Regions from separate parts of the Mus musculus genome. Here region 2 is linked to region 1. Evidence: chromatin loops called from intact Hi-C (ENCODE). Cell type or tissue: left cerebral cortex. All regions are shown on one strand. Links, peaks and the distances in the headings refer to the core of each region. The heading gives the core; the rest is flanking DNA.

What was found. Hi-C counts contacts between places; a loop is a spot of excess contacts. Peaks named below come from ENCODE experiments on the same cell type or tissue, not always from the same donor. Only the 100,000 strongest peaks of a DNase experiment are listed, where the experiment ranks them.
Region 2: it touches region 1 in a loop (6-fold over the local background); 29 of 42 quality-filtered maps call a loop at or near these places.

The regions. Positions count from the first base shown.
Region 1 is chr4:123,581,814-123,597,509 of GRCm38, reverse strand. The region is part of intron 1 of Macf1 (microtubule-actin crosslinking factor 1); the gene reads left to right. Among named protein-coding and RNA genes, the nearest start is that of Mir6398, 27 kb to the left of the region's middle. In left cerebral cortex, for the core only: CTCF peaks have their summits at 8,334, 9,025 (motif pointing left), 10,068 (motif pointing left), 10,920 (motif pointing left) and 1 weaker place; a DNase peak (open chromatin) is centred at 8,329; H3K27ac peaks cover 745 bases.
Region 2 is chr4:123,527,060-123,542,755 of GRCm38, reverse strand. Macf1 (microtubule-actin crosslinking factor 1) reads left to right here. Exons shown (of 98, transcript NM_001199136.1): 4 at 2,883-2,960; 5 at 6,462-6,554. Among named protein-coding and RNA genes, the nearest start is that of Gm31156, 17 kb to the left of the region's middle. In left cerebral cortex, for the core only: CTCF peaks have their summits at 4,941 (motif pointing left), 7,276 (motif pointing left), 8,053 and 10,539 (motif pointing right); a DNase peak (open chromatin) is centred at 7,325.

The sequences.
Region 1 (15,696 bases), core at 4,573-12,572:
GACAAGGCTGACCTTGAATTTAGAGATCTGCCCGCCTCTGTCTCTGGAATCTGGGGGAGCCACTATGCTTTCTTGTTTGGGGGGGTTGTTTGTTTGTTGTTTTTGTTTTTGACTGAAGGTTAATGATGGTTCTTTTACCCCAGAAAAGCCTGAGCCAAAGTAATGGGGGGGGGGCTTCCCATCCTCACTGCCCCCCTCCCACCCACCCATCCCCCAAAAAAGAGCAGGAGGCATTCTCAGGCCTGATGGGTCCTGAAATGTTGGGCCCAATGATTGCCACCAGGTCTAGGGAGTGGAGTGTCATTAGTGGAGATGAAAGTCAGTGCTGGGCCACTGGATTTCCCTGGCCTAAGAGAGTTGGATTGACTTGCACCATGTCTCCAGGCTGTTTTATTTGCTGTCCTTTCCCAAATGGCTGGGAGTGGCTTAGGAAGAGATACAAATTTAGGGGTTTTACTTCTTTCTAATCCTTTCTGTATTGTCCTTGGCATCTGTTTGTTTGTTTGTTGTGTGCATATGTGCACATATGGAGGTCAGAGAACAATTTGTAGGAAGGAGTCAGTTCTTTCTTCCTACCACATAGATCCAGGCACTCTAACTTGAGTAGTTAAGCCTGCAGCAAGTGCCTTTACTTCCTGAGCCATCTTTCTGGCTGTCTTTAAGCTTTCAGAAGGATTTCTTGGTTAACTTTTGGCCTTCTTCTTCACTCACTTGGGGGTAAAAAAAAAAAAAAACAAACCAAAAACCCTTATCTTACTTATTCTTGGGGAATGTTCAGTTATAAAAGGGGATGGGGGGCTGGCGAGATGGCTCAGCAGGTAAGAGCACTCACTGACTGCTCTTCTGAAGGTCCTGAGTTCAAATCCCAGCAACCACATAGTGGCTCACAACCATCCGTAATGAGATCTGATGCCCTCTTCTGGTGTGTCAGAAGACAGCTACAGTGTACTTATTTATAATAATAAATATATCTTTGGAATGGAGTGAACGGGGCCAACTAGATCGAGCAGAGGTCCTAAAAATTCAATTCTCAACAACCGTATGAACGTTCACAACTATTTGTACAGCTACAGTGAACGCATATATAAAATTAATTAATTAATTAATTAATCTTAAAAAAATAAAATAAAGGGGTCGGTAGAGTGCTTGCTGGCAGGCCAGGAGCCCTAGGTTGTATTCTCAGCACTGGCTGTAGTGCTACACACCTTGTCTGTATGATCCTAGTTCCTTGGAGGGTGGAGGCATGGGGATCAGAAGTTCAAGGATGTCCTCAGCTACATTAGGAGGTTGACATCAGCCTTAGCTTTAGACCTTATTTCAAACAAACAAACAAAAAAAACCCAAAATGATATGTATGAAGTAAAAATCATAGTCAATCAGGTTATCCCTGAGAAATATGACTGAGAAACCAAAGCATTTGAACATGGACTTGAGGGGCTGGGGAGATTTCTCAGTGGCTGACAGCACTTGCTGCTTGCGACTGTCTGCAGCTTCCATTCCAGGGGATCCAGTGCTGTCTTCTGACCCTGTGGGCACCAAGGACATACAGCATACACTTACTCACAAGGTAAAAGTAAATCTTAAAAACAAAACAAGCCGGGCAGTGGTGCACGCCTTTAATTCCAGCACTCGGGAGGCAGAGGCAGGCAGATTTCTGAGTTCGAGGCCAGCCTGGTCTTCAGAGTGAGTTCCAGGACAGCCAGGGCTACACAGAGAAACCCTGTCTCAAAACAAAACAAAACAAAACAAACAAACAAACAAAAAAACCAACCAACCAACCATGGCTTTGTCTATATGTCAGAACAGAACTGAAACATCATATAAAGTAAGGGACATGTTATATTTCAACATTAATCTTACACTGTAAAAGTCCCACGGGAGCTGAAGTTTGAAGATGGTTCACAGTGCCCTGGCAGCATAGCTTCACCTTGGTGGAATTGGGTGGTAGACACCTCAGCACCACTTACTCTTTCTTCTTGCCAGACTTGCAAAATATGTGTCTTATGATTCTACTGTATCTTTCCTGATTTTTGTTTGTTTGTTTGAGAAAGGATTTCTCTGTGTAGCCCTGGCTGCTTTGTAGTAAGTCATTCTTCTCCCTTTTGGGTGTTGGGGACAGAGCTCAGGTCCTAAGGCTTTTTTTCTTTTCCCCCTTGGGTTTCAAGACAGAGTTTCTCTGTGTGACTCTGGCTGGCCTCAAACTGAGAGATTCACCTGCCTCTACTTCCCTAGTGCTGGGATTAAATGTGTACACCACCTCTGCCCTGTGTTCAGCAATCTTTAAAGGAGTCTTGGGACCTGTATAGTCTTTTCCAGTTTACGCTTTTAGTCGGAACAGCCATTTCCACCTTCCAGGCCCTCTGTTCAGTTGCAGAAAAGGTCTTACAAAGGGTTGCCTCTAGGTAAGGCTTTGATGGCAAGCAAGTAGCATGCTCTGAAGGAAAGGCTATGTCCTGTCAGTTTTCTAGGTGGCCTTAGAGTCTTCTGTCATCAGTTAGCTCCTGTGTCTCTGGGAGCGTTCCACTTGGATGATTGTGTGCAGAGGACTGCCTTAGTTCCTGGCTGCTGCTGTTTACAGAGAGCAATCACTAGGAGCCATCACCTGTGGCTCCCAATGGTTCACATTCTATCGCAGAAGTAGTGGTGGAGGCAGAGGTATCTGTGTTCTTGGGGAATTCAGGACTATAACACTCATTGCTCCCTCTTGCTGGGCCCCGGGCCCCAGGCCTTTACGTGCTGTGGGGATTCTACTACTGACTCACCCACACTGTCACTTGCTGTTGGTGACAGTCAGCTCCAACAGATAACTTTGGAGAAGTGTCTCGGTTACTCCGCACTGTTTACTTTGGTATGACCAGCAGCTCTAGTAAATGGGAGAGCCAGTGCCCTTTAAAGTACCTGTAGGCAGCTCTCAGTGACCCTCAAGCTTCAGGAAGCATTTGAATGAACATAATGCTAAAGCTGTAGTCAGCTGGCTCCAGAGAAAAGCTGCACTGCCATGGCAATAAAGCTCCCCACTGAATAAGTAAATGGTAATTTCCAGAAGCTGTGTAGTAGTTATTTCAGTCAGGCTGAGAAATGGGGAATGGTGGGGGGATGTGGAGGCGGGGTTTTCCATAGAATGGAGGCTGTCAGGGGAACAGTTATTTCCTACAGGCTTTTATTTACAAATCCCTGTGGAGGAAGGTTTTGGAAGAGCATAGAGCTGACCAGTGAACTATTTGACAGTTCCATTGTTAGTGTTCTTTTAAGAGACATTCTAACACAGAGAACACAATCTTAACACTTTAGAGAATTCCTGCATTAAATTCCTCCTAAAATCTGAAGAATAAGAAACAGATATGTGTTATATTGTGCTCCTGGCAAAGTCACTTGGGTTTCTCCTTGCCTTTTTGTCTGGCATACTCCTTGAATGGGTACTCAGCATTTTCTTCTTTTTCCTGTTCTGTTCTTCACCCCTCGGGAGCAAATAGTTGCTGCATTTGGCAACATTCTTTGCCCAAAAAAATTCTTAATACATGAGGGCCACTGAGGTTTATTTTTAAATTCTCCTCCTGATTGAGGGAAAGCAGCTGGCCTCACTGAATTCCCCTGTGGAGGCTTCCAGCTGCCCAGACTTCCCTCATCTTTACCAGGCACATTCCATCAGTCTTAAGGCCTGACCCTCAGGAGTGAAATGTTCTTTTGGAATCTCTTCTTGCAGCAAGGCCAGGGCATGAATTAGGTGTCTGGTTGAGAAGCTGGAGGAACAGGTGGCCTGTGACTTTAGCATAAAACTTCCGACTGGAAAGGTGCTTTTGTAATCCATACTTACCAGAAGTTTCCATCAACGGCCCTGTCCTTTGACCCTCCTCCCCTTTTGAAATAGGGTCTTACTATGCAGCCCTGTCTGGCCTGGAATTCTCTGTGGACCTTGAGCTCCTGCCTCTGCCTCCGCAGTGCTGACATTTAAGTGTGCACCACTATCCCCAGCACTAGCTACCCCTTGACTCTCTATTTCCTCTCTAGGGTCTCCTAGGCATCTGTTGGAGATGGAATATAAGGAGTTAAACCACACTGAACTTATAGAGAACGATTAAACAGTGCTTAAGGAATAATTTAGCTTCTTTATGGGGGACAATTGGAAACCTCCAGGGGACAGATGTACTGTTTTGACTGACAAGTCTTTGCTGACCATGGACTGCCTGCCCTCATTCTTTTTCATGTTTAGCAGCAAGGCGAGCTTGCACACAGCCGTCTTTCCTGCTGTCCACCGTCGTCTTTCCTCGTATTCCTCCTGTTCTCCTGCCTCCTCCATGCTGCTCTGATTATTCTGAGAACCACTTATGCCCACAGCAGTTTGGGTGCCACTCAGTTGCCTTTGTGTGTGGTTTCTGGAAGGCCTTAGGGTGAAGGATAGATAGGGTTGGCACATTGGAAAGCTATGGAATTGGTAGGAGAAGCACCAAAGTGGGAGCTGAAGGAAGCTGGGTTTGCATTCAGTTGTACTCCTGAGGAACTGTTTGATCCTGGGCAGGCTACTCCATCTCTCTAAGTCTTGGGTTTCTGCTTCTATAAGGTGGGGATGAAGACTCTTGCCTTTATGAATAGAAATAGAAATGATTTAAGTTATATATTAAAGGACATTGCCTGGCACATATATTAAGCACTTAGTTAAGTCTGTTAGCTTTGCTGTGATTGACAATTCAGAATGATTTAGATTGACTATGGTTAGTTTTTTTGTCTCCTCTCACGGTGTTAGTAGTACACTTTATATGCCATACTTTGAAATTGTGCTTTTCTTGGTCTTTGTTAGAGTCAGGTAGTTGTAGCACACCCAAGGGTCTTGGGGCTTTTAGCTTCGTTATCTCCAGCACCTCCCTGAAGCTGCTCCAGATACACAAAGTGAAGAAAGCAGTGTGCTGTATGAATGCAGTATGTAGCGTCACTGTGATGTCCCGAGCATATCGCCACACACAAGCCTATTTGACACTTGTCACCGTACTCTAGTACTCACGCAAAGGTTGACTTCTCTTCGGAAGGATTTGTAGACATTATCTACAAAAATATATACTTCGGGGAAGGGACTGGGGGGTGGGCTCAGACAAAACTAAGTGATGCATGAAACATCCATAAAGAAACGTGCTACTTTGTAAACTAAAACATAAAATTTAAAGGTTATAATCCCTGAGGACGTTCGGTAGAGAAGCAGGGCACAGGTAGGCTGTTCTTTATTGAGACAAAGTGAGCCAAGTCCCGCAGGGCTGGCGTGCTGCAGGCTGCTTGCCTTCCTCTCAGCTCTTGCACTGCCTGGCCTGGCTGAGTCTCAATGTCTCAAGTCTTAGACCTGTGGTGCTGGGCTGTTTGGGAAACTTGTTAAAAAATGTTGCTGTAAACTTTAGGTGTTAACTTGACACAAGCCTAGGGTAGTCTGAGAAGTGGAAAATCTCAATTGAAGAAATGCCTTGATCAAGATTGGACTGCACCCCTGTTTGTGACACATTTTAAAAATTGATGCAGGAGGATACAGCCCACTGTGGTCAGTATCATCTCTAAGGATGTAGGGCTGGGATGTATAATTAAATTAATGATCAAGCCAGAGGGAGAGCAAATGATCTTTTTAACAAACCGTATTGGCCAGCCTGAGTTACATAGTAAGTTCCAGGGTAGTCTGGATTCTAGCGGAGATCTGGTCTCAGGTAGGTAGGTAGGTAGGTAGGTAGGTAGGTTGATAGATAGATAGAGATAGAAAGAAGTTGAATATGCTCGTGGTATGTGGTAGTATCTAGAAAATGAGAAAACATAACTTAAAAGAAAATGTCTCAATGTAACAGTACAATGAATATACACAAATGGGTTTGTAGTGGTTGGTTTTGTGTTAACTTGACACAAGCTAGAGTCATCAGAGAAGGAGTCTCAGCTGAGGAAATACCTCCATGAGATCTAGCTGTAGGGCATTTTCTCAATTAGTGATGGGGGTGGTGGTGGTGCCCAGCCCGTTGTGAGTGAGGCCATCCGTGGGCTGGTGGTCTTGGTTTCTATATGAAAACAGGCTGGGTAGGGCAACAGCTCCTGGCCTCCAGGTCCTGCCCTGTGTGAGTTCCTGTCCTGGCTTCCTCAGTGATGCACTGCAATGTGGAAGTGGGAACCCAATAAACCCTTTCCTCCCTGTCTTGCTTTTTGGTCGTGGTGTTTCATAATAGCAATAAAACCCTAACTAAGACAATTTTTGTTTGTTTGTTTCCCCAAAGCAGGTGTTTTTCTGTGTATCCCTAGCTGTCCCAAAGCTCACAGGGTGGCCTCAAACTTGGAGATCCGCCAGCTTCTGTCTCCTGAGTTCTGGAAGTGTGTATGCCACCACTACCCAGCTGAAATTGTTTTAAAAGTGAAAAACACTTCATATAATGTGAAAGTATTTGCAAATCATGTTTTTAGTAATGTGCCTATAATTAACACATATGAAGAAAACTTGTAATTCAACAGAAAGAAGATAATTCAATAAAAAACAGGCAGAGGATTGAGTAGCTGTTCTCCAAAGCAAATATACAAATAGCAAGTACAAAGTAAGCATATGAAAATTGTAAACATTACCAGGCCTTAAAGAAATGCAGATTAAGCCATGGTGAGATACACCAACTTCATATTCAGATTGCTATAGCAAGATTGTAAGCCTGGGTTTTTGTTTGTTTTTTTGTTTGTTTGTTTTGTTTTTAAAAGAGATTTATTTATTTGTTTGTATGTGTGTGCATGAGTAAGAGGTGTTTGTGGGGGCCAGCAAATAGATTTGAAAATAAGATGTCAGCTCCTGCTGGACCTGCAATTACCGTAGCTGTGAGCCACCTGATGTTATGAACCAAACTGGGGTCCTCTGGCAGGCAGAGCGGTGATTGCTCTTATCTCTCCAGCCCCGGGTTTACTTACCTTTATTTTCTGTGTATGTGCTTTGCCTGCATGTATGTATGTGCACCATGGGCATGCCTGGTACCCGAGGAAGCCAGAGAGGGACTTGGATCCCTTTGAACTGAAGTTACAGATGGCGTGAGCTGCTATGTGAACACTGGGAATCCAAACTCAGACCGTTGTGCCCAGAGCGTGGATCTTAAACCTGGGATCCTAGTATTTGGAAGTCAGAGGCAGGAAACTCATTGGAAATTTCAGATCAGACAGGGTTACAGAGACCATGTCTACAAAAACAAAACAAAAAAGTGCACATGGGAATAGGTAGAGAAACTGGAACCCTTATTTTGTTGATGGGAATATGAAATATTGCATCTGCTTTAGGAACTTAGCAGTTCTAAAAATATATCCAGGAGAATTGAAAACATACTTTCACAGAAAGGCTTTATAAAGATGTTAATGGCTCAACATGTGTAACAGTGTATACAACCGAATATCCACCAGCTGATGAGTAGATTAAACAAAATGTAGCCATACACTAGAATATATCTTGTTGAACAAAATGCCGATCAGTAGAAGCATGGGCCTACCTTGAGAAGTACATGAGTTTGATTCCATTTATACAGAATAGGCAAACCCCCAGAGACAGTACCTAGGTTCCTGGCTGCTAGAAGCCAGAGGGTCGGGGGGACTGAAAGTGACTGCTGATAAGATGTATGGTTTCTTTTTAGGGATAATGAAATGTCCTACAATTAGATGGTTGCACGATTTTGTGAATATACTAAAATCCTCTGAATTGTAGACTATAAAAATGGTGACTGGTACAGTGTGTTAATTCTCAAAGAAGTTACTGTTAAAAATATTAGAGTAGAGCTGTCATTGCATGGCTCAGCTGGTTCAAGTACCTGCTGCCAAGCCTGATGACTGGAGTTTGATCCCTGGAACCCACACAGTGGAGGGAAAGAACATCTGACCTCCACGTCCATCCCCCCACCACACAAGGAATAAATAAATACATGTAAATTAAGTAAAATTAAAAAAAAAAAACCACCCTGAGGGTGATTTGTACGTCTGAATAGCATTCTGTCAGTTTTTACCTTGCACACTAGGCTACCCTGAATCCTGTAGCTGGAGTGTGGCTATCTTGAGCCCTGGGCAGCGCTGCTACCCGAAACAGGTTTGTAACCATTTACTAAGAGTTACAAGTAAGTTGGTTACAAGTAAGGTGGCATTTTGTAAGCTAAACACTCTGGGGCTGACGTTTTCCTCCCTCCAAGTAACAATGCCCTATTCAACTTCTTACTTCATTCTTTCAACATTTTGTCCCACTGTCGGAGCCAGCTTGGATACTGGTTCCCAGCCACATTCCTAGCTCCAGCAAGAACCACCTCATCCATGAGCTTTCTCTGAAGCATTCTTTCCTGGGTGGTGTGTAAATAAGGTCTGGAAGGGCCTCTGGGTGGCGCCTTCTCCCAGAACACCACTCCAAAAGAATGGCATGCCACAGGCTCCAGCCTGTGTTGGCAGGAAAAGGTGACTCATTTTCATCAAAGGAATTTCAAAGAAAATATAATGACAGGATGATGTCAGAGGAACAGGTGGAGACAGGAACTGTGATTGAGTGTTGAATAGAATGGTTGCCTGGGCAGTGAGAATGATTGACTGGCATAGATCACAGGAAACATCATCACCTGTTTTTTAGTTACCTTCTCAGAAATTCTCGTGTGGGCAGTGTTGTTCATGAGCCCTCAGAGCATGTGGTCGAGTCTGTGCTTGCCTTGGGTGTATCTACCATTGGCCCACAACATCCTGGGCCAGTCATGGACTTTGTTAACTAATGTGCTGTGATCTCATGTGGTTTCTTTCACTCCACACGGCATCCTTCTCTGGCTAGTCAGGTCTGTTTCTGGTAATTGAGTCTCACAGACTTTTTGCTGCTGACCTAGAGGTGCGGCATTTTCTTTAACATAAATACAGGGATTTGCCATGACATCAAAAGCCAGGAGTGCTACCTTATTGCCCAAAGAATTCTGGTTCCCTCCACTGGTTTGAAAAGTTTGATCTTTGGGTTCCCTAACCTAAGTCTTCCCACCCCCACCTTTTTTTTTTTTTGAGTAGAGCGCCCTCCAGTGGTTAACACTGATAAAGCTATTAAAAAGTATGAGTTTTGATACTTTTCATATTGTCAAAGCACTAAAGTTGGTTAAGTACTCAGACTCTTACTTCTATTAGGATTATAAGAGTATGTTCCTAGTCCCCACTATGTTTATATGATTGTACAGTTAGAGGTTAAATCAGTTTACATGACAAGAAAGAACTATTTATTATCTTGTTTGAATTCCAGGCCTCTTAAGGAAGGTCTTGAGGCGATGCTCAGCAGTATTAACTGCTGTTATTTGTTCATCAGAAGGTGCATAGACATAGAGACTTAGGCTGCATGGACTATTCCCAAACTAGAAGATATTACTTCTCCTGAAGATATATCATAAGCAAGACAAAATGTCGAAAAATGCAATTTGAAAGCAAGAGGAGAAAATGTTGCTTGTTTCCTGATAATGTCTTCACACCTGGTGTCTCCTGGCTGGTCAGTCATGAGCTCTACTTTTAGACAGAACTAGTGAGTGCGCTGTGAGTTGAAAACTGGTCACTGGAGTTGAAGGAAGTGAGTCAGGAGAGTGCATCAGGTAGCTGACAGAGAAGGTGCTGACTTCCTGGCCTAGCAATGGTCTCCTCCTTGCCCCCAGCACTTCTCCCTCCTCTCTGTGTGAAAGAACAGATGGTTAACAGAGCTTTAACCTGCAGCGCCAAAGGTCTCAGGGAGAAGTGCTCCCTAGGGTATGTTTAGTTTGGCAGCTCCCAAAGGTAATTGTTGTGATGAAGTTTACGAAGTTATCATTTGACTAACCAGGTCAGATGCATCTGAGCAGAAGTAGTTTGGAACCTCACATGTTCTTGTACCTGGCATCCTTCCCCCTAAAGGACTTTAATGCAGAGGTGGAACATTGACTGGTAATGGAAAACATACTGAGACCCCAGATAATAAAAAGAAAAACCTTAAAAAGTATTTGCTTGGGCTGAAGAGATGGCTCAGCGGTTAAGAGCACTGACTGCTCTTCTGAAGGTCCTGAGTTCAATTCCCAGCAACCACATGGTGGCTCACAACCATCTGTAATGGGAGCTGACGCCCTCTTCTGGTGTGTCTGAAGACAGTGACAGTGTACTTACATAATCAATCAATCAATCTTTGGGCTAGAGCTAAAAGAAAAAGTGTGTGAAGACAGCAACAGTGTATTTACATATAATAAATAAATCTTAAAAAAAAGTATTTGTTCATCTATTCCCTAGTTTTATCACTTTTGTTGATATTCTTCATTTCTGTAGGCTAGCTGGGATTTCTGTATTCCTATAGTCACTTTTCTGACATTTCCAGAAATGTAGATGACCAAAATTCAGAAGAAGTGAATACTCTGTTTCTCCTAGCACCCCATTCAGAAGCTTTATTCTAAAATACTTGTACATTCTTTCCTTTCCACTCTCTTTCTCAATTAGCTTCTCCATTTAGAATGTCAGCTCTTGTTTCAGATTCTTAAAAATCCTCCAGACAATTCCAGGCCTGGCCTCACATGTACAGCTTCTTCTGACTTCTCCAGCAGGCAGTAGCTGTTGATTGAATTTCCTTTTTTAGAAATTGAAAAAAAAATATTTTTTCACTTTATTATATGTGTATATGTGTATACTTGAGAATGCCTGTGTGTATGTGCCAACAGACGTCAGAAGAGAGCATCAGATACCCTGAAATTGAAGTTACAGGCAATTGTCAACCACTATATGGGAGCTAGGAACCACACTCTGGTCTTTTGCAAGAGCATTAAGTTCTCTTAACCTATGAGCCATTCTTTCAGCCCTTGACTGAGTTTACAAAAACCCTTCCAGGGGCTGGCAAGATGGCACTGACTGCTCTTCTGAAGGTTCTGAGTTCAAATCCTAGCAACCACATGGTGCATCACAACCACCCATAATGAGATATGATGCCCCCTTCTGGTGTGTCTGAAGACAGCTACAGTGTATTTATGTATAATAATAAATACATCTTTGGGCTGGAGCAAGTCAGGGACTGAGTGAGCGAAGCTGACCAGAGCGAGCAGGGCGGACGGAGGGAGCAGAGGTCCTAAGTTCAACTCCCAACAGCCACATGAGTCTATACAATCATCTATACAGCTACAGTGTACTCATATACATAAAATAAATAAATAACATTTAAAAACCCTTCCAGAGTTCTTGTAGTCTTGCCATCTTCAGGCTAGAACTCATATTGCTTTGTGTTAAAATAACTTTATATACATGTTATCTCCACTATAGGACTGGCTTTATTTACTTTTTTAAAATTAGATATTTTTCTTTATTTACATTTCAAATGTTATCTTCAGAAAATCCCCTATCCTCTCCTCCCTCTCCATGCTCCCCAACCCATCCACTCCTGCTTCCTGGCCCAGGCATTCCCCTATACTGGGACATGAAACCTTCACAGGACCAAGGGCCTCTTCTCCCATTGATGACCGACTAGGGACTGGCTTTATAAGTGTCTTTTTTATTACCAGTAATAGTTAACATAGTACCTAGGAAGTAAATGTTTCATGGAACTGAAAAGCTTTTGAGCTAGAAAAGAATTTTAGATATCTAAATGAACTCATCCTATAATCCAGTAATCAGAAGTAATTCACAATGTGGTTGAACATCCTGAGCAAGCTAGGTGTAGAGCCAGAGCTGTAACCCATCCCATCTGATGTGTGTTTAATTAGATGTTGTGATTATTCCAAGACTAGCCAGATGTCACTTTATGTTTCATTCTTACTGAAATTCTTTTGCATATTTTGGCTTTAGTACTTAGATATACTATAATAAGAATCCCCACTCTCACCCTACAACTGGGAGCTTGATTATTTTGGGTTTTGTATGTTTAAAAAAAAAAAGGCTAGATAATTGTATTATTGCAAGACACACAAGCACCTAAGACTGGAGGATTGTATCTGAGAAGAAGTGCGAGCATGTGCTAAAAGGGCTAGATTTCAGGAAAACAAAACTCTGAGATGTATAACATTTGAAGTGATTAATTTGTATATAATAGTAAAGTGTGACTTTATTGAATCCTAGTTAAAAGTTTTTGTCTGCTCATTAGAGACTGCACTATAGATGCCTGTGAGCCACCATGTGGGTGCTGGGAATTGAACTCAGGACCTCTGAAAGAGCAGCTGGTGCTCGTCACCAAGGAGCCATCTCTCCAGCCCCCAGGAAGTGTTTTTGAAGTAAACTGTCTGACAAAGATTAGCCACAAATGTTCTCACTTGCTTGACAGCTCTTTGAGATTGTTTGAGTAAACCCCATGATTTAATATTTTAGGGAGTTAGAATCCCAGCTATATCAGTTGGAAGAAAATTGAGCTTCAACTACTGTCTAAATCGGCGATGTTGAATGGCAAGGTGCTAGGTGCTCACTGATCAATAAAGGGAGACGCTTTTCTTTTTCTTAACTCTCCTGTAGGCATTGAGGGTGGCAGGTAGACAAGGTTTCCCTTCCTCTGAGGTGATGGGATCAGGGCCTTGCCCTCACACTTGACGGTGGACAGTGAGGGTGATAATGGGACTACCTTGTTGTCTCTACTGGATGAAGCAGTTACACGACCTATAACCAGCCCCTCTAGGTTGGGTTGCTTGGCCTCATGCCCATCGCTTTTGGTTTTATGCAAATTAGAAGCTGTGGCCTCCAGTTTTCAGAGAAGGGCTTGTTTTACTCATTGACATTTTTGCATTGGCCTGTTTCTGCATTGCCACCAGCTGCCATTACAATGTCTCTGCAGCAGTTCTAAGAACTACAGTGCTTGAAAGGACTATTTAGAGAACTGTCTCTAGTCTCAGGATGGGACCTGTGTTTTCTTTAAAACTTAAATTGTTACCCAGATTTCCTTTTATGGCTTGCTCGGTCGTGGCAGCTGGGAGGATGAGCTGGGGAAGCATTATTCACCAGGCTTGCAGAGTGTGCCCTGACTGCAGCAAGTCTCCTGAGCTCCCCAGGAGGAGAAGGGGCCGTCAGGGGTCAGAGACAGTGCCGATGCATTCTGTCTGTTCTTATCTCTGGTAGGACTCCTCACAAAGACGCTGGCTTCCAGTGAGGGCAGCCCATAGATTAGCCAGCTTGTACTATTTCCCATGAAAAGACTGATCTGGCTGGACCAGCATTGTTTTCTCTTATGTCATGCGTGTATATTTTGAGATAAGCTTGAGTTTGTATGATAGAGGTTCTATACTAATTTTACTAGAATAAATGCAACACAGGGTATCTTTGTCCTAGCTATACAATTTAGTTTTCTGTGTCTGTGTTTGTCCAGTAGGGGTCACTGGGCGTTTAGACTCCAGCTGAGACTCACTAAGCCTTGTCCTTGTAGGTAGGTATCTTTATATATTGGACATTATCTCAAGTGCATCAGCACAGGCATAACATACATGTTACACACGCACAGTAGAACATTAGCAAAGGATGGGAACTTATATTAAGAGCTCTGCAGATTTAGTGAGTGTTTGAAGAATATTTATTCCAGATGCTAGATGTTTTGTTTTAAGACGAAATTTCTGCTTTGTTGCTCAAGCTGGCTTCAAACTCCAGAACACAAGTGAGCCTCCTATTTTTTTGCCTCCCAGGTGCTGGGGTTACAGGCATGTGCTAACCATGCCTAGCCAGATTCTTGATAAAGAATGAAACCAAAGCTATGGTAAAATTGCTTCTGTTTAATTTCAATTTTGTTGTTATTTTGTTTGTTTGAGGTAGGGTCTCCTTATGTCGCTCTGGCTTCCCTGGTACTAAGTAGCTGAGGCTGGCCTTGAACTCTTTATTTTCCTCATTTTACCTGCTAAGTGCTTACATTAAAGGCATGCTACCTTGCCTTGCTTTGAGAAGTAGCTGTTTTTAAGAAATGAAGGCTGGTGAGATGGCTCAGTGGGTAAGAGCATCCGACTGCTCTTCCGAAGGTCGGGAGTTCAAATCCCAGCAACCACATGGTGGCTCACAACCATCTGTAACAAGATCTGACTCCCTCTTCTGGAGTGTCTGAAGACAGCTACAGTGAACTTACATATAATAAATAAATAAATCTTTTAAAAAAAAAGAAATGAAGGGGCCCATAGTGGTGCATGCCTTTAATCCTAGCACTTCACCTTAAATTCTAGGGAAAGGCAGAAGATCTCTGTGAGTTTGAGTCCAGTCAGGTCTACAGAGTTCCAAGGACAGCCAGGGCTACACAGAGAAACCCTATCTCCAAAAACAAAAACAACAAAACCCAACAACAACAACATCAAAAATGAAAACAATCCTATATGTATCCAGGTATTTTACAATTGAAGCCATTTTTATAAGCTCATCTTTGCTACTTTGTGGTTTCTTCTTTTTCTACTCTTTATCCTCTCATGTGTCATCCCTTAACACTAGACAGGAGAGAAAAAAGGATAGAGGGGAGAGAGGAATTGGGAAACTATAATTTATTCCCTTTTGTTTGTTTCTTTGAGCATGATTACTAACAAACCATAACCAATGTTGTCCCCCCTCCCCTGCCCCCACGTGAACTACCACCAACTTCACCTATTGGGGCTCTAGCATTTATATACCCTCTGAAAAGTTCCAAGAATTCCAAATATCACACAATCACAGAAACTATCTGCAGGTGGCAAAACCATGCCTCTGCTAGAGCATGAGGCAAATTATAGTCAGCTCCTGCAGTCAGTCCAAAGCAGTGCCCTCCCCACACCTGGGATTAAAACGAAAGCACACTCTTATGTTTCTGTGTTTTGAAACCAAATTCCAAAATTGTCACTACACCTTATTTAATCTGGGTAGCTACTCTGAGAATCTCCCTCCCTCCCCCCTCTCTCCTTCTCCCTCCCCTTCTCTCTCTCTCAACCCCCTTCTCCCTCCCTTTTATTCTCTCCCTTTCTATTATGAATCCAAAATACATAAATAGTAAGTAGTTTCACCCAGAGTCTCATAATTATGAAATGTACTGATGGGGGAGTGCCTATTGGTATATTTGGTTTTGATCCTTGAACTCTGGTCAGGGGTCATTAGGGCAAAAGTTTTATTAATTAGAAGCAGAACCCAGTGGTAGACTCTCAAAGACTAAAATAGTTCAAATGTGGTGGATTTGGTATTTTTGGTGTTTTGAGAGAGGGTCTCACTGTCTAGCCCTGGATGGCCTGGAACTCACTGTATAGACCAGGCTGGCCTCTGTCTATTGGGATTAAAGGTGTGTAACGTCATGCCTGGCTTAGATTTAGGTCTTGATCTACCTTTGTTTTCATTGGGAAATTCTTCCTGTTATTTAGCGTTACTGCTAGCATCTAGAAAACTGTTAAGACCCCATATTAGCTGTTGTGTGCAAAGATTCTGAGCTGGCCCTTTTTCTGAGACTTTGCATGCCTGCCTTCTGCAGGCAAAATCTTCCAGGTAACTTATTGACTTCTTGTATTTATGGTAGGAAAAACTAAAGTTGCTCATCTGTTCTGTTCTGGTTGTTTAGTTTTTAAAACAAGGTTTCTCTGTGTAGCCCTGACTTTCTTAGAATTCACTCTGTAGACCAGAGATTTGCCTGCGTTTGCCTCCCAAAGTGCTGGGATTAAAGGTGTGCACCACCACTGCCCACCCTTTTCCCCCAGTTTTCTTTTCTTCTTTCTTCATCCTCTTCTTCCTCTCTTGCTCCTCCTCCTCCTCTTCCGTTCATCACCTGTTCTTAGCTAGTGCACACTGAAGATAATTTCCACTTGGCATTTTGTTTGGGAA
Region 2 (15,696 bases), core at 3,181-11,180, 53 kb after region 1:
CCTCTGCTCTGCTGTTGATCTGACTTTTTTTCTTTCTTTTGGAGGCGGGAGGTTTTTTCATTTTTAGATAAAAAACATTTATTCATTTCTCCTTTGTGTGTGTGTATGCGTGTATGTGTGCTTTCTTTTCTGTTCCTCTATTGTGTTTTTTTTGGTTGGTGGCCAAAGGAGCCAGCAGGGCTGAAGACCCTTCGTCTCGTGAGCATGCCCTCCTGGCGTCATGCAAACAGCGAGGATCAGGAAGAGGAAGATGATGATGATGTAGTAGGTCTTTTGGGGATGCTAGCATCCCAGCTGGCACTTCAGGGCCATCAGAGAGGCCAGACTTCTCAAGGTCTCCAAGTAACTTGGTCACCAGTTGGCTTCTCCTTCCACCAGGGAATATGGGTCCCAAAGAAAGTGGTTAAAATTAATTGTGCCTATTGCTACTGTTAGATGATCCTGAAGTGGCAATTATTTTGCTTATCTGAGAATGGTTGGCACAAAACCAATCATAGTACATGGGAGTATCAAGTCCTTGTGACCTGGAGACCTATGGCTTTCTGCTGGCCTTGTTGTATTGTCTGATTCTGACTGCTGAACTGTGGAAGGGTTAGCTGACAGCATGAAAATTAATTGCTCACGATTCCACAATATAGACTAACGGTATTTTCTCTCCACTTCTAGCCTCTGGTTTTTCACTAAGCACGTGTCAATTGTTTTCGAAATTGAGTGTTGTTTGCAAACTCACTGCATGAGATACTCTGGCCTTGGTCAGTAATCTCACTAGTTACTGTAAGGAACAGAGATTTAATTTGCATGTTCTTGGGCTATTAACTATTGGTGGAGGGTCCATTAAGAATAGAGATTAATGTTTTAAGAGGAGCCTTTTCTGCTTATAGGTTCTAAATTAGAACCCATAATCTTTCTCCAGAAATGGGACAATACCCACAACCTATGCCCTCTTATAGTCATCTCTTCATCTCCCTTCCCATTGTCTTACAATTGTATTTAGACTGCCATTCTCTAACCTGTATTCTCCATTGATCTGAAATAACTTAGAAAAGGTTCTTGCTGAAAAAAAGGTCCCTAAAGCTCACAGAAGAAGTTACCTTGTTATACAGAAAGGCCTTGGTATCTCTGCAAATTATCCCATTTGGAGAATGTTGTTTAGAAATGCTGGAGTGTACCCGAAGGGACACTCTTAGCCCTCTCCATATGTTGGGCTACTTTTTGGCTGTTATAAGATTTTCTTATTGCAGATCCCACCACAGAAGTACCTTATATTTGTTCAATCTTTAATTAGCAGTGCCAATTTAATATTTACAAATGAATTGGGTGCAATCTGATGAGGGTGATATTTCAGTCCCAGCTTTAGGAAAACCAAGCAGCACTGCAGGAGATGTGAGAGCACACGCCTGTTCTGAGAGCACTTGCTGGGCAGGCACACTTTCCTTACCTCCCCATAGGCATGGCTGAGCCTTGGGCAGGGCTGACAGTTAACAGATGGAGGTGGCTTTGCTTTGTTTTGTAGTATGACCCAAGGATTAAATAGCAGAAACAGTTTTATTTGTGATTCTTTTTTTTTTTTTAAAGATTTATTTATTTATTATATGTAAGTACACTGTAGCTGTCTTCAGACACTCCAGAAGAGGGCGTCAGATCTCATTACAGATGGTTGTGAGCCACCATGTGGTTGCTGGGATTTGAACTCCTGACCTTCGGAAGAGCAGTCGGGTGCTCTTACCCACTGAGCCATCTCACCAGCCCTATTTGTGATTCTTTTTTTTTTTTTTTTTTTTTTTTTTTATAAAGGCGTGCACCACCATGCCCAGCTCTAATGGTGGTTCTTTTTTTTTTTTTTTAAAGACTTTTTATTTATGTATATATATATTTATGTATATATGTAAGTACACTGTAGCTGTCTTCAGACACACCAGAAGAGGGAGTCAGATCTTGTTACGGATGGTTGTGAGCCACCATGTGGTTGCTGGGATTTGAACTCTGGACCTTCGGAAGAGCAGTCGGGTGCTCTTACCCACTGAGCCATCTCACCAGCCCCCTTGTGATTCTTAAATAACTATCACCATTACAATTTTATTGCTCTGAGAATTTCATTTGGGGATCAGCAGCTTTCTATGGTAACACTCACCTCCTTGAGAGATGGGTTATTTCCTAGATTCTGTCATCCATTTTGGAAGTTTTCCACTTTTCTTGAGCACCAGTAACTGCATTCTCTGTATTTAAATTTGCCTTTCTAGAGTTTGCCTTCTCTAGCCAGGTTTGTGCTGAGGTTGGTTCTACCCATTACTAATTATGCAGTTAGACTTTCTGCCTTTCCTCTGCAGTGTAGATAATTGTGATTTTTTTTTTTTTTAAGATTTGTTTTATTTATATGTGTACACTGTCACTTTCTTCAGACACCCCAGAAGAGGGCACTGGATCCCATTACAGATGGTTGTGAGCCACCATGTGGTTGCTGGGAATTGAACTCAGGAGCTCAGGAAGAGCAGCCAGCCAGTGCTCTTAACCACTGAGCCATCTCTCCAGCCCCGATAATTGTGATTTTAAGACTCATAGATCTATACCCTGTGTTACTGTTAACCCTACACCCCAAATAAACCTCTGCCACACACAGAAGAGCCTGTGCAGAGGTGACTCTGACACAGCATTAGACTCAGATAAGCTTGTGGGTTTGTGTGATGTAGAGTGGTGTGCAAGCATTGTCAGCTGCTGAGAGCCTGCTGGGCACATGTAGGCCCTGCTCTTCAAGGGGCTTCCTTTAATGCTCCCACTCCTGGCTTCAGCCATGAGCAGTTCTGTGTGCTCTTTTAGTCCTAGGAAAGGCTGTGCAGGGGTAAATTACCATAGCTAGAATTAACATCCCTTTTCTCCCTTTGCAGCCCAGAGAGAAGGGCAGGATGCGTTTCCACAGGCTGCAGAATGTGCAGATCGCCCTGGACTTCCTAAAGCAGCGGCAGGTAAGAACGTTTGATGGATTCTGGCTCTGACTCTTTGTCCTTACATAGAACTTGTATTCTTTTTGAGAGGATCAGTGTTCATGAACAAAGATTAAACTAAAAGATAGGCCCTGGAGGTTGGGGCAGGGCACAAAATATGTAAAAAACCTGTGAAGAATATGGGAAAACCCACACCGTATAACAAAATGTTGCATTGTCATGAAATGGGACAAGGAAAGTCTCGTATAATTTCTCAGACATGTCACATCTGAGAGAGAGAAATGTCTTAACTCATGCTATGATTACTTTTGTGGTTCTGGGGATTGAACTCAAGGCCATATGTTCACTAGGCCAGGACTCTCACTCAGCCAACTCCTCAGTGCTGACTTAAGGGAATGACCATTCCCCCCACCCCCCCAGACAGGGTTTCTCTGTATAGCCCTGGCTGTCCTGGAACTCTCTCTGTAGTCCAGGCTGGCCTTGAACTCAGAAATCCGCCTGCCTCTGCAGTGCTGGAATTAAAGGCATGCGCCACTCATTCTTTTTTTTTTTTTTTTTTAAAGAAGATCTCAATATGTAGCTCTAGCTGACCTTATTATGTAGACTAGAGTAGCTTCCAATTTACAGACGTGTTTGCCTATGCCTCCAGAGTGCTGAGACTAAAGATGTATGCCACTACACCTAGCTCTACTATTTTGAGGCAAGGTCTAACCTTATAATTTAGTCTGGTCTCAAACTCTAGGTGTTTCTGTCTTAGCCTTCTAAGTACTGAGATTATAGAAGTACACTACCAAGTCTGGCCAAGAGAATGGTTTTTGGAGAGTAGAAAGTATTTGGAGTATAGTAGATCTAGCCATCAAAGGGGGGGGGGGAACCACATTGTTCTCTTTCTATATAAGGAAGACAGCAAGAGGTTTTCAGGCAAAGGAGGGGAAACTAATAAAAGGAAAAAGACTGAAAATTATCAGGAGGGTTAAGAGTCCCAGAGCTGTGTGCAGTGGTCCTTGTCTATAATACAGTAGTTGGGAGGCTCAGAAGAGTCATGGGGCTACATAGCAAGACCAAACTGAAAATAAGCAAAGACTGAAAACAAACAAAAACCACCCAAGTAAAACAAGAGCTAGATGAATCCTAAAATATTCATTTTAGAATATTTAGAATAAAATATTCATTTTAGAAGACTTTATAGAGCCAAGAACCTAGCATCTCCAGTGATCTGAGAATTAGAGCTGGCTATCTGAAGTGCCCTGGCCCAGATCACAGACATGGGTTAGAGTGATCAAGTGATCTATAATTGACGAAGATATATTTGTTTAAAGAATTTAATAATGAATGGCAAGAGAAATGGAGGCTATTGGGATATTTATGAGAATGTATGTTGAGTTAGGAAAACCTGAAAGGGGTCTAGCCAGACAAGTTAAAATAAGAATTGGTTAGCTAGAAGTGCAAGTAGGAAGAGAGAAGAGGATCAATTACTATAATAGAAACTAAGTGTGGGCAAATGATAACCATAATAGACTCACAAGGGCAGGGATCATTAGAACAGGGCTGTGAACTCAACAGGTTCTGCCCTCATAGCAGCTCCAGGTCAGTGAGTGACTGAGTACTGGCGACTACGGAATCGGAATGTCCAGACTAGGAGGAAGGACAGGCTCTCTTACCTCCACACCACCCCAGGGACTAGAACCTAGATACAGAGAAGGGAAGAACGTTCCCAGCTGAGTTTTGGTGTAAACTCTGAATGGAGGTCACAGGGGCCCTTTACAGGTAGTTCAATGGAAGGGACCTCTTCTAGCTTGTTACAAGTAACAGAAACTGCCAGAGAATGACAGAAAAGACCAATGGGCTGAATTAAATGGCTTGTTCAGCACACCACTCCATTTTAAAAGTCTACAGCTTAATTAAGAATCTTCAGTTTTAGACCTGAGAGAGGGCTCAGTGGTTAAGAGTACTTGTTGCTCTTTCCTCTATAACTCCCATTTTCTAGAGGATGTGATGCCCCCTTCTGGCCTCCATGGACACCGGACATACATGATGTAGGTGAAACACTCAGAATGAATGAATGAATGAATGAATGAATGAATGAATGAACAAACGAACAAACAAATGGCACAGACCTTTAATCCCAGCACTCTCACACTTGGAAGAGCCAGGATCTTGGTTCAAGGCCAGCCTGGTCTGTATATTGACCAGGATAGCTAGGGCTACACAGAGAGACCCTGTCTCAAAGAACCAGCAAAACAAAACTTTCAGTTTCATGCAAAATAGGACAGCTGGTCATCGAAGAGGAGGGGGCATCTATGGGTCTGTGCGTAGTTTGTTTTTGGACTGGGGTTTTTTTTTTTTTTTTCCCAAGACAAGGTTTCTCTGTGTAGCCCTGGCTGTCCTGGAACTCACTTTGTAGACAGGCTGGCCTCGAACTCAGAAATCCGCCTGCCTCTGCCTCCCGAGTGCTGGGATTAAAGGTGTGTGCCACCATGCCCAGCTTGGACTGGGATTTTACACTGTGGTCTTGTAATGGGCCTTAGGAGTAAAGCTGACATGGGTTATATCAAGAAGAGAGATTTTTAAAAAGATTTATTTATTTTATTATATGTAAGTACACTGTAACTTCTTCAGATGCACCAGAAGAGGGCATCAGATCTCATTACAGGTAGTTGTGAGCCACCATGTGGTGCTGGGATTTGAACTCAGGACCTTTGGAAAAGCAGTCAGTGCTCTTAACCACTGAGCCATCTCTCCAGCCCCAAAAGAAAGATCTTTGACAGGGAAAGGGAAATGGAGAGAGCAGCAGGGAGCAGTGATGAAGAGGGGCATCTCTTTTAACCCCCAAAGACTAGAACAAGCCAGGGTTCTGACTAATGAAGCAACTTCCAATACCATATGCTCACAAGATTTCTTTGCTGGTAAAAGTGCAAAATAGTTCATCTATCCTGAAAAATAATCTGACAGTTTGTATGATTGATATATATTCACTCCTAGGAATTTACCATAGAGAAATGAAAACATATGTCCATACAATAATCTCAACAAGAATGTTGGAGCTTTACTCAGAAATGCCCCAAAGTGGAAATAATCCATAAACCCTTCAGTGGATGAGTGGGCAAGATCAGGGCAGGACATCTGTGCAGTGATATTCATTGATAATGAAAAGGAACAAGCCATTCATATAATTTAGCAGCTTGGATGGGAGTCTCAAGAACTTTATGCTCAGTAGAGAGGGAAAAGCAGTCTCGGACCAAAGGTCACATGCCATTTATATGACATTCTAGAAAAAGCGAAATGAGGTGGTAGTTGTCGGGACCTCAGAATGAGGCAGGTCCAGCTGTTTGAATATAGGCATCATGGGGCCTTGTTTGGAATAATGAAAGTTATTTTATGTGTAACTGTAAATGTATTAGAATTCATAGACTCTTAAGCCAAAAATTAATATAACTGTATTTTAGTAGTGAAAATAAGTAAAAAAATCAGCCCAGGAAAGAAACTTCTTGGGCTCTGAGACGGCCTTGCTTTCCTTTTCAGGTGAAGCTAGTGAATATCCGCAATGATGACATCACAGATGGCAATCCCAAGCTAACGCTGGGCCTGATCTGGACCATTATCTTGCACTTCCAGGTACAGTCTGGGGTTCTTTGCTCCATTTGTGCATGTCCTATCAGCCTGTGCTGCTTTCTCCAGGCAGAACCTGAGTTACTTCTCTGTGTTTGGCCGGTATCAACAGTGGGTTGGAGTTGGAAAGAAGTGAGGTGTGTCTGGAGATAAAGTATTGTATCCTAAATCTCCATTGCATTATGAAAATGCAGGGAGATTTTCTCCTGGGGGTTTGGTCTTGTTCCTGGAAGTCTGGAATTAGAAGTCTGCTTCTTTAGTGAAGTCATCATGAGAGGCAGGGAGATGTTGGGCTGGATCTGTTAGGATGAACGAACTGTCTAGCCCAATCTGGTAAGACTCTTCTCATCTGGTCTTTAAGCACTGCCATGTCCCCTTGAGTTGTTGTTTGTCTGTGTGCCGGGAGGGAGCACAGCCTGCAGCAGCTTTCTAAGCTGGTGGGATCCTGAAATGTTGACATGCTCTTGAGGCCTTCCTGGTACTGTTTTTTTCTTTTTCTTAATTGGCACAAATTCTTTTAAAGTCTGGACTGCTGTTAGAAAAGAACAACTCTCTTTTAGTAAAAAGAATGTTCTTTTTAAGTTAGTTTTAGTCCAGCCTAACAAAGCTGTTTCTCAGACTATCCAGTTGCTGCATAGAGGATGACTGAGGGGAGCATCCTTCAGCTGGTGTGAAAAAAAGCACTGGGGTGAGGCCTGTGTGACATCCTAGTTGGAGAGATTGCACCACCTTCTGGTTGAAGGCAGAGCAGCAGGTATCTTGGAATCCTTAGACCCTGAGAAAATTCTCAGATCATAGGCTTGTTTCGTAGAACTTTGGTTTAGAGCCAGTGCTGGCATTCTGCAGCATGAGTAAGGTTTGGAATGTGTGGAATTAGCATGTATTTTTGTAGAACTACAGTATGTCTTCAGGCAAAGTTTGAATACAAGAATAGCTGGAACCTGAGCTAAGTGACTATACCCTTCAGAGTAGGAGCAAAAATTTTGTTGACTTTTTTTTTTTTTTTTTTGGTTTTTGAGACAGGGTTTCTCTGTGTAGTCTTGGCTGTTTCTGCCTCCCAAGTGCTGGGATTGAAGGTGTGCGCCACCACTGCTCGTCTTGTTGAGCCTTTATACAGGGCTATAGTTACCTCCTGAAACCCTTATGAACAGAGATGGTTTTGAGGGTATGGAGAGGTTGTTGCTGTTCTGTTTTGACATAAAGTGTTCTCACTGTGAGCACCTAGTAGCATCCTCACAAGCATGAGGTAATAATACCTGCTATGTCTCTTTTTAGCTTGACTGTAACTAAATCTTCTTTAAAGGAGGGAAACTTAGAAGCCAAAGAGTAAAAACCGTGCCTCTCAGTTGAAGATGTGGCAATAGAGGAGACTAATGGAATGGTAGCTTTCCTGATCAGCCCACTGGAAAGCATTCTTTTCTCCCTGTTTCCAGATGCTCTGTGCTGAGGGTGTGACTGTCTGGCAGATTGCTTGGCATGCAGGCAGGAGGCGCCATACCTAAGACTACAAACATACCTTCTTTAATTGTAAAATTGTATTTATTTTATGTATATGGGTGTTTTGTTTGTATATATGTCTGTGCATGCCCACCCAGAAGAGGGTGTTGGGTTCCCTGGGACCAGAGTTACAGATGGTTGTGAGGCCTGGTGTGGGTGCTGGGAATTGAACCTGGATCTACAAGTGCAGTCAGCCCTCTTAACAGATGAGCAATCTTTTCAGCTTTACAAACAATTTTTTTTAATTAAAATGCACGCTTATGGAAGTAGAAAAAATGTAGTAAAGAATTACCACACATCTAACATCTAGTTTAAGAATTAACCCATAATAATCATAATTTCATTTATAACATATTCACTCCTCAAACCTCAGCTCAGATCTTGTATAATTTTTCTGTAAATATTTTGGTGTGTATCTCTGAAAGATTGGGTCCTTTTATTTAAGAAAGGCACAATAAGTTCATGTTGTAAATTTTAATACTTCATAAAATCATCACATGTCTGATCAATGCTATGATGTATCTAGTGAACTCGCTTGTTAAAAATAAGTTTCATTTGGCTTAGAATCCAAAATAGGTCTACATATGTATTGCATCAAGTCTGACTTTCCCCTGTACAATTTGTTAAAGAATTGAGGATGTTTATTAAGATGTTGATAGCATCCCTTGGGGCTCTTCTAACAACGTCCTGTATTCCTGTTGCCTGTAAATTGCTAGCATAACTTGGGGATCTGAACTTGAGGTCCAGTGACATCAGCTTGAGAACATTCTCACTCACACTCCCCTCTTTCTCTCTCTTTGTCCACTTCCCTCTTTCCCCATCCCCCCTCTTTTTTTTTCTCTCTCTCCCCTTTTTCCTTCTCTACTGAGACAGAGTCTCTCTTTGTAGCTCTGGATGTTTGTCCTGGAACTCTTTATACAGACCAAGCTGGCCTTGATCTCCCAGAGGTCTCCCCGCTTCTTACTCCTGAGTGCCAGGATTAAAGGAGTCTCCACTATGCCTGGCAATAGTAATTTAATTATTCCCCTCTACACACATATACATGTATGTATATGCTGTATGTAATATACATACAAAAAACCACCAGTGTCCCTGCAAGCATGTACCCCAGCACTGGGCTTCCTCGATTTAACATGATGTTCAGCTTCAGCTGTGTTGCAGCATGAATCAGCTTTACTGCTATTTAGTGTATCGTTAGAGGGCAAGCTGTAGGTGCTATCTGTTTTCTTCATAAGTAGATGGGCATTTGGGTTCCCCCCACTTTGGGTGTGGGACTATGATAAATAATGATGTGTCTTAATTTTTTCACTTCTACTTTTAAAAGTGAATGTATGTGCATTCACACTCAGGCTGCAGTGTGTATGGAGGTCGGACTACTTTCAGGAGACCATTCTCTCCTTCTAGCCTATGGGCTCCGGGTCTTCTGGCCTAGCAGCACTCACCTTTAACCACTGAGTTGCCTCACACTGTGGAGATAATGCTCCCCCCCCCCTTAAAGATTTATTTATTTATTATATGTAAGTACACTGTAGCTGTCTTCAGACACACCAGAAGAGGGTGTCAGATCTCATTATGGATGGTTGTGAGCCACCATGTGGGTGCTGAGATTTGAACTCAGGGCCGTCGGAAGAGCAGTCAGTGCTCAAAACCACTGAGCCATCTCTCCAGCCCACATCTCTCTTTAAAAAACAAAACAACCTTTATTGACTTTTTATACAGTATATTTTGATTGTATTATTTTTTCCTCCCCCAGCTTCTCCAAGATTCCCCTTACTTCTCCCTCCATGAAACTTCGTGTCCTTTTCTCTCAGTTTCTCTCAGAACAAACAAATAAAACAAATGAAAAAGACAAAACAAAACCTCACATACACATAACAAACAAGGATTCCATTTGTGTTGGCCAACTGCTCCTGAGCGTGGAACCTGCCCTGCAGTGTGGGTGATGTACATGCCCAGAAAGCTGATGTGTTTTCCCTCTCTAGCAGGTATAGTTGCAGACAGCTTCTTGGTTAAGGGTGGAACTTTGTGCTTGCTTCCCCTTCTCCATGCTAGTGATGTGTCTGGCTTGAGCTTTGAAGATTGATTTTTCTTGTCTATATACTCATTAGATGTTCTCATCAAGCTTACAGCATGCAGGAACACATTGTAATATAGTGTTACTATATAAAACTATGTAGCTGTATCCATAGACATACGCAGAGTAGAGCTGTTAGACCTTAGGAGATCAGCAAAGTGGCCATTCTAGCCATCTTGGCACTTGGTGGTGATGAAGTAGAACACTGATGTTTGTGTACATGTACATGATAGATAGTGGTTTTAATCTCAAGAAGTATTTTGTTAAAATAGAGGTTGACTTCAGATGAAAACTTTACTAGTACTGATGAGAATGGTAGTACCAATATCTTTATAGAGAGGCTATAGTTTCTTTTTTTTTTTCCCCCAAAGACTTATTTATTATTATACTTAAGTACACTGTAGCTGTCTTCAGACTCGCCAGAAGAGGGCGTCAGATCTCACTATGGGTGGTTGTGAGCCACCATGTGGTTGCTGGGATTTGAACCTTTGGGGCCTTTGGAAGAGCAGTCAGTGCTCTTACCCGCTGAGCCATCTTGCCAGCCTGAGACTATGGTTTCTAAAATACTTTTGACATATATTTTTAAAATATGTGTTGAATAGTTGGAATTCTTTTCTTTTATGTCTTTAGTTATGAAAATTCCAAGGACTGGGAGGTGTATGCAGTCCTTGTACATATAGTCGCTTACAGTGACACAGAAGTTAATATTTTGTTCTTTATTCTTCTGAGGCAGTTTTCCTCTTCTTTTTCTTAAAGGAAGTAAAACATTTCAGATACGTTGCTTCTTGCTCTTTCTGCTCTGTAGTAAATGTCCTTTTGAAGTTGGCACATATCATTTCTTATGCAATTTTGTGCATTAACAGCAGATTTGGAATCATAACTATGTGCTAGCATTTGTATGTTTTATATTTCCAACGTGCCCACTCCAGCCTTGTTCATGTAAGGCCCATGCTCTACTCCCAAGCTAAGGCCTGTGCTCTATTCCTAACCCAGCCCTAAGGTTTGTGGGGTTTGTCGTGATGGCGAAGAGTAGTGTGGCTTGTTCATCTTGGCGTGTATAGAGTGTGATGTGAATGGTACACTTCACAGCTGTGCCACACTTCCTTCCTTAATTAACTATAAGGGCTTTGTTGCCTTCACTTGTGAATAAAGTGCCATTTTTGCAGTGAACATCTGTGTATTGTGACCTTGCCATTGAAGAAAGAGGTTTGGGGTTAGACACCTGGTCTGGAATCCTTCCCCACCCCCCCCCACCCCCCCCACCCCCCCCCACCCCCGCGACAGGGTTTCTCTGTGCAGTCCTGGCTGTCCTGGGACTCACTCTGAAGACCAGGCTGGCCTTGAACTCAGAAATCTGCCTGCCTCTGCCTCCCAAGTGCTGAGATTAAAGGCAGCGTGTGCCACCACGCCCGGCTGGCCTGGAATTCTAGGCCTAATGTGGAAGTCAGAGGTCAACTCTATGGAGTTGCTTCTCTCCTCCCACCTTTATGTGGGCGGGGTTGTAGTGATTGAGTTTAGGCAGATAGCTAGCCCAGCACATCTCTGAATCACTGTCTCATCAGCCCTCCTTCCTTTTTCTTGCCCAAAGCTTGTCTACAAATTGTTCTGGAAACACCATTATGACTTATGATACTTGTTAGGTAATATTGTTATTTGTCATATTGCACGTTTGTTTGTTTGCACGTGATTCCTGCACTAGGAGTAAGCTTAGCAAAGCCAAGGACTTTGTTGCCTTCACAGTCTTTGCTTGTCATAAAATAAGCAGTCAATGAATATTCACTAAGTGGATGAATGTTCTATGAATTTGGTCATCTAAAAGCTGTGAAGGTAGATTGAACGGATAAATTGGCTATGATGGCTTATTAAATTAAATTAATTACTTTAATTATTATTATTAAGCATTGTCCAAATGAGGAAACTGAAACAGTAACCAGTTGGTCTCTTCGGGCCACATATCTTTATAGCAATAACAGAATGCCTTTTCTCTAGGTTTGGCTCAAGCACTTTTTGAGGTGTTGAGGACTTTTAGTTTGTGTGTCCCCACCTCCTTCCCAGAGCAGGTCTCTTGTGGCCCAGGCTATCCTTGAACTCCTGATCCTCCTGCCTCTACCTCACCACCGTGCCAGTTGGTTCTAAGTCCTCTTCTTCCTCTTCTTCCTCCTCCTTCTCCTCCTCTTCCTCCTCCTCCTGCTTCATGGTTGCTTAGTTCTTGGGGTATGATAAAGTGCCATTCATGTTCACAGAGTGAATGAATGACTGTGCATTTTAACTCTGGTTTTCTCTCAAGGAAAACTGTGGGTAATAAATGGTTAACTACCAAAAAAGCCAGAGGAAAAGACTTGAATAAGTAGATCCCAAAAGTTTGCTTTGTGAGAAGGCATAGCCATATGTTCATAGGCTATGCCAGGTGAGGGTCCATGCACACGTTAGTCCTGTAGTCAGTTAACTCAGAAAGAGTGGAAGCATCCCTGTCTAAGAAGAAAATCTTGGGGTTTATTTACTTTCCTTAGAATACAATCAAGGAAAAGAGGTGTACTGAGATCCCTGTGGGAGCTAGGGATGGCTCCTAATGTTTAGCCCCAGGCATAAATGGGAATAAAAGAGATTTACTATAGATCAGGCACTGAGCCAAGTGCTTTACAGACATTATATCATTAGCCTTGTCTTTCAACCCCATTATGTGGGTGGTAGTGTCCATATCTTATAGGTAAGAAATCTGAATCACTCAGTAAATTAGTTAAGCCACTTAGCAATTTGAACCTAGTTCCACCCTTCTCAAATTTCTGTTCCTGTCTTGACCAGTTTTTCTCTGTAGTAGAAAATGACGCAACTGACATATAGACATTTAGAAAAGAGTAGACTCACAGAAGTAAAAATAGAATAAGCTTAGTTCTATAAGCTTCCTAGAGAAACCCACTGCAGTAATAGTTCTACTATTAAGCAGCTATCTCTTTTTGTCCCAGGTTGATCTATTTGGGGGATTTTTTTTTATTAGGTTATATTTCATTAATGGAAGTCAAATGTGTACCTTGCTGCATGAAGCTTAATAGTACCCTTATTTCTGCTTTCTTCATTGTATTTGTGAAGGTTTGGTGGCCGCACGAACAATTTGGTTGTAATGTCATGATTTTTTGCTGGTGAACTGATCTGAGTTTCCCTTGCTCTGACTTGCTGTGTGCTGTGATGTCCATAAGATGGCGCTGCAGTTTTGCTGGCCCTTTAGTGCCAGACTAAGGGAAGAAGCACCCACTGTAGCTACACAAGAGCCGGCCGGCCGGGGCTTTAGGGTCTCTAGTTGCTTTCCTTCTGGGAAGACTCTTCAGGAAAGGTGATAGGGCTGTGCTGGTATATGTTTTTTGAGCTTACATAGCCAGGACAACATAGCAAAATCCCATTACATTCATGTACATACATACATACACAGTGTGTATGTGGCTTAGTGGTGGTGCATATGCCTCTAGCATGTACAAGGCCCTCTATTTGATTCCTGGCACTGCAGGAACATGAAAGATAAACTGCTACAACAGAGAAGAAACATGCATACCTCTTTTCTCCCACTCCATTCAGAGAGCCTTCGATTGCATGTGTTAGGCAGTGTGCTGGAAACCTGGTGGAGGAATTCTGCTGGCTGGCAGCGCAGGGTGTGGTCTATGAGCCTTACTTACATCAGTCTGAGTGAAAATCACCTGGGTTTCAGTCCCTCAGCTGCTCTCCCCAGTCAGCAGCAAGTGTTATTTCTTCGTTGCTTGGCTACAGAGTCTAGCTGCTAGTTTAGAACTATGGGAATATCTTCTTGTTTTATGGCAGTGGAGAGCAGATTTTTCTCCCTCTAGTAATTAATGGAGCTGAAATGAAAAGTCTCTCTTTTATTCTATGGGTATTTTCGAGACAGGGTTTCACTCAGTAGTCCAGGCTAGCTTCAGACTTGCTTTGAAATTCTTCCTTTTTAGCCTCCCAGTAGCTGAGATTACACACATCAACCATTTTGTCGTGTTAACATGAAGTCTAAATGGCTTGTGTCTTCCCCGTCCTCAGTTATTTCAACTTGGACAAGTTAATCAGCTTTCTTAAATCTGAGTTTTCTTTACTTAAAAATTGGGCCACACATGGCTGCTGTGAGAATATAACAGAATAATATATATTATCCTGTTACATTATATATATGTTATATATGTGTGTATCTTCACATAGAACTTGTTATATAGCAAGTACTCAAAATACGATAGCTAACTGTGGCAAAGGCAGTACTGATGATTACTATTGAACACTTATGTCAAATACTGTTGTCTGACTTTTATATTGTATTGACAAGTGATCACCTGTCCCTGAGGCTTAACATACTATACTCAAAATCAATTTCCAGGTTTTTCATCAGTGTGTCTGGCCATCCGAATTAGTGGATGTTACTCTTTGGAGCTGGCCATATATGCCACAGGAGGCTGGATTGTTCATACCCCTGTTTCTTTTCTTAATGGAAGGAGTGGGCTCTAATCTTTCTTAGGTTAAAATTTGATTATGTATATCTTGCTTGCTCTTTTCCTTTGGGCGTCTTGGAGCAGTGATTAAAACATATTTCATTTCATAGGTTGGGAGCTTTCATTGCGGCTTCTCTGGTCTTGTCTACCTGGCCCTTCCCTTCCCTTGCTAGTTAGTACCCACTGAGCTGGTTTGCTCTCCCCACCCCCTCTTTGATATTGTTCTCCTCCTCCTCTCTCCGGCTACCTCTCTCTCTTCCTTTCCCCTCCCCTTTCCATTTACTCTTACGTTCTCCCCTCCTCCTCCCTCTCCCTGGTTTCTAGCTCCTTTTTGCGTTCTGTTTGTGTTACTGAGGGCAGTGCTCCAATTACCTCATATTTGGAGAGAGGAAGCGGCAGCCAATCCGGTTTCTGTCTGCTTTTAGGTCAAGTGATTTCTGAACTGCAGTGAGATGCTTTGAAATTTGTCTTGTTGCAGCTCTGAGCCTGTAAGATGGCTGTCTGAATCGAGCGGCTGGAAGAGACAGAGAGAGGCGGGGAGGGAGGGAGAAAGGATTGGAGGGATTGCCGGCATAGTGCATGTTTTTTGGTTTTTGGTTCTTTTGAATGTGCATCGAGTCCGATGAAGCCGACATTGGAATGCCTCTGGGATCCGAGGACTGATTCAACTGCTTTATTTTCTGAGATTGAGAGAGGAAAGAAATGGGAAATTCACTGGGCTGTGTTAAGGAGCCGAAAGAGTCCATAGCTGTTCCTGAGAAGGCTCCCATATCTCCTAAGAAGAGGGTTCGGTTCAAAAGGAAGTGGAGAGGGAAGAAAATCCTTACTCCAGAAGCATCTCACAGGGAGGAAGCTTTGGAAGGCACTGGAGTCATTGAAGAGACTGAAACCCTAACGAAGTTAACAGCGAGGCTCCCAAAGGAGCCCGGAGTGGGAGGGGCAGAGCACCCCCCATCAGACATTTTCCTGCCCGGAGACTCAGCTCCCAACTCAGGGGTGGGCGATCAAGGGATGATTGTGCAGGTAAAGGAGAGCTTCCAAGCAGAGATCCAGACTGCTCACCTTTTGTTGGAGAATGAGTCATCAGTTGTTGGAGGGGCCT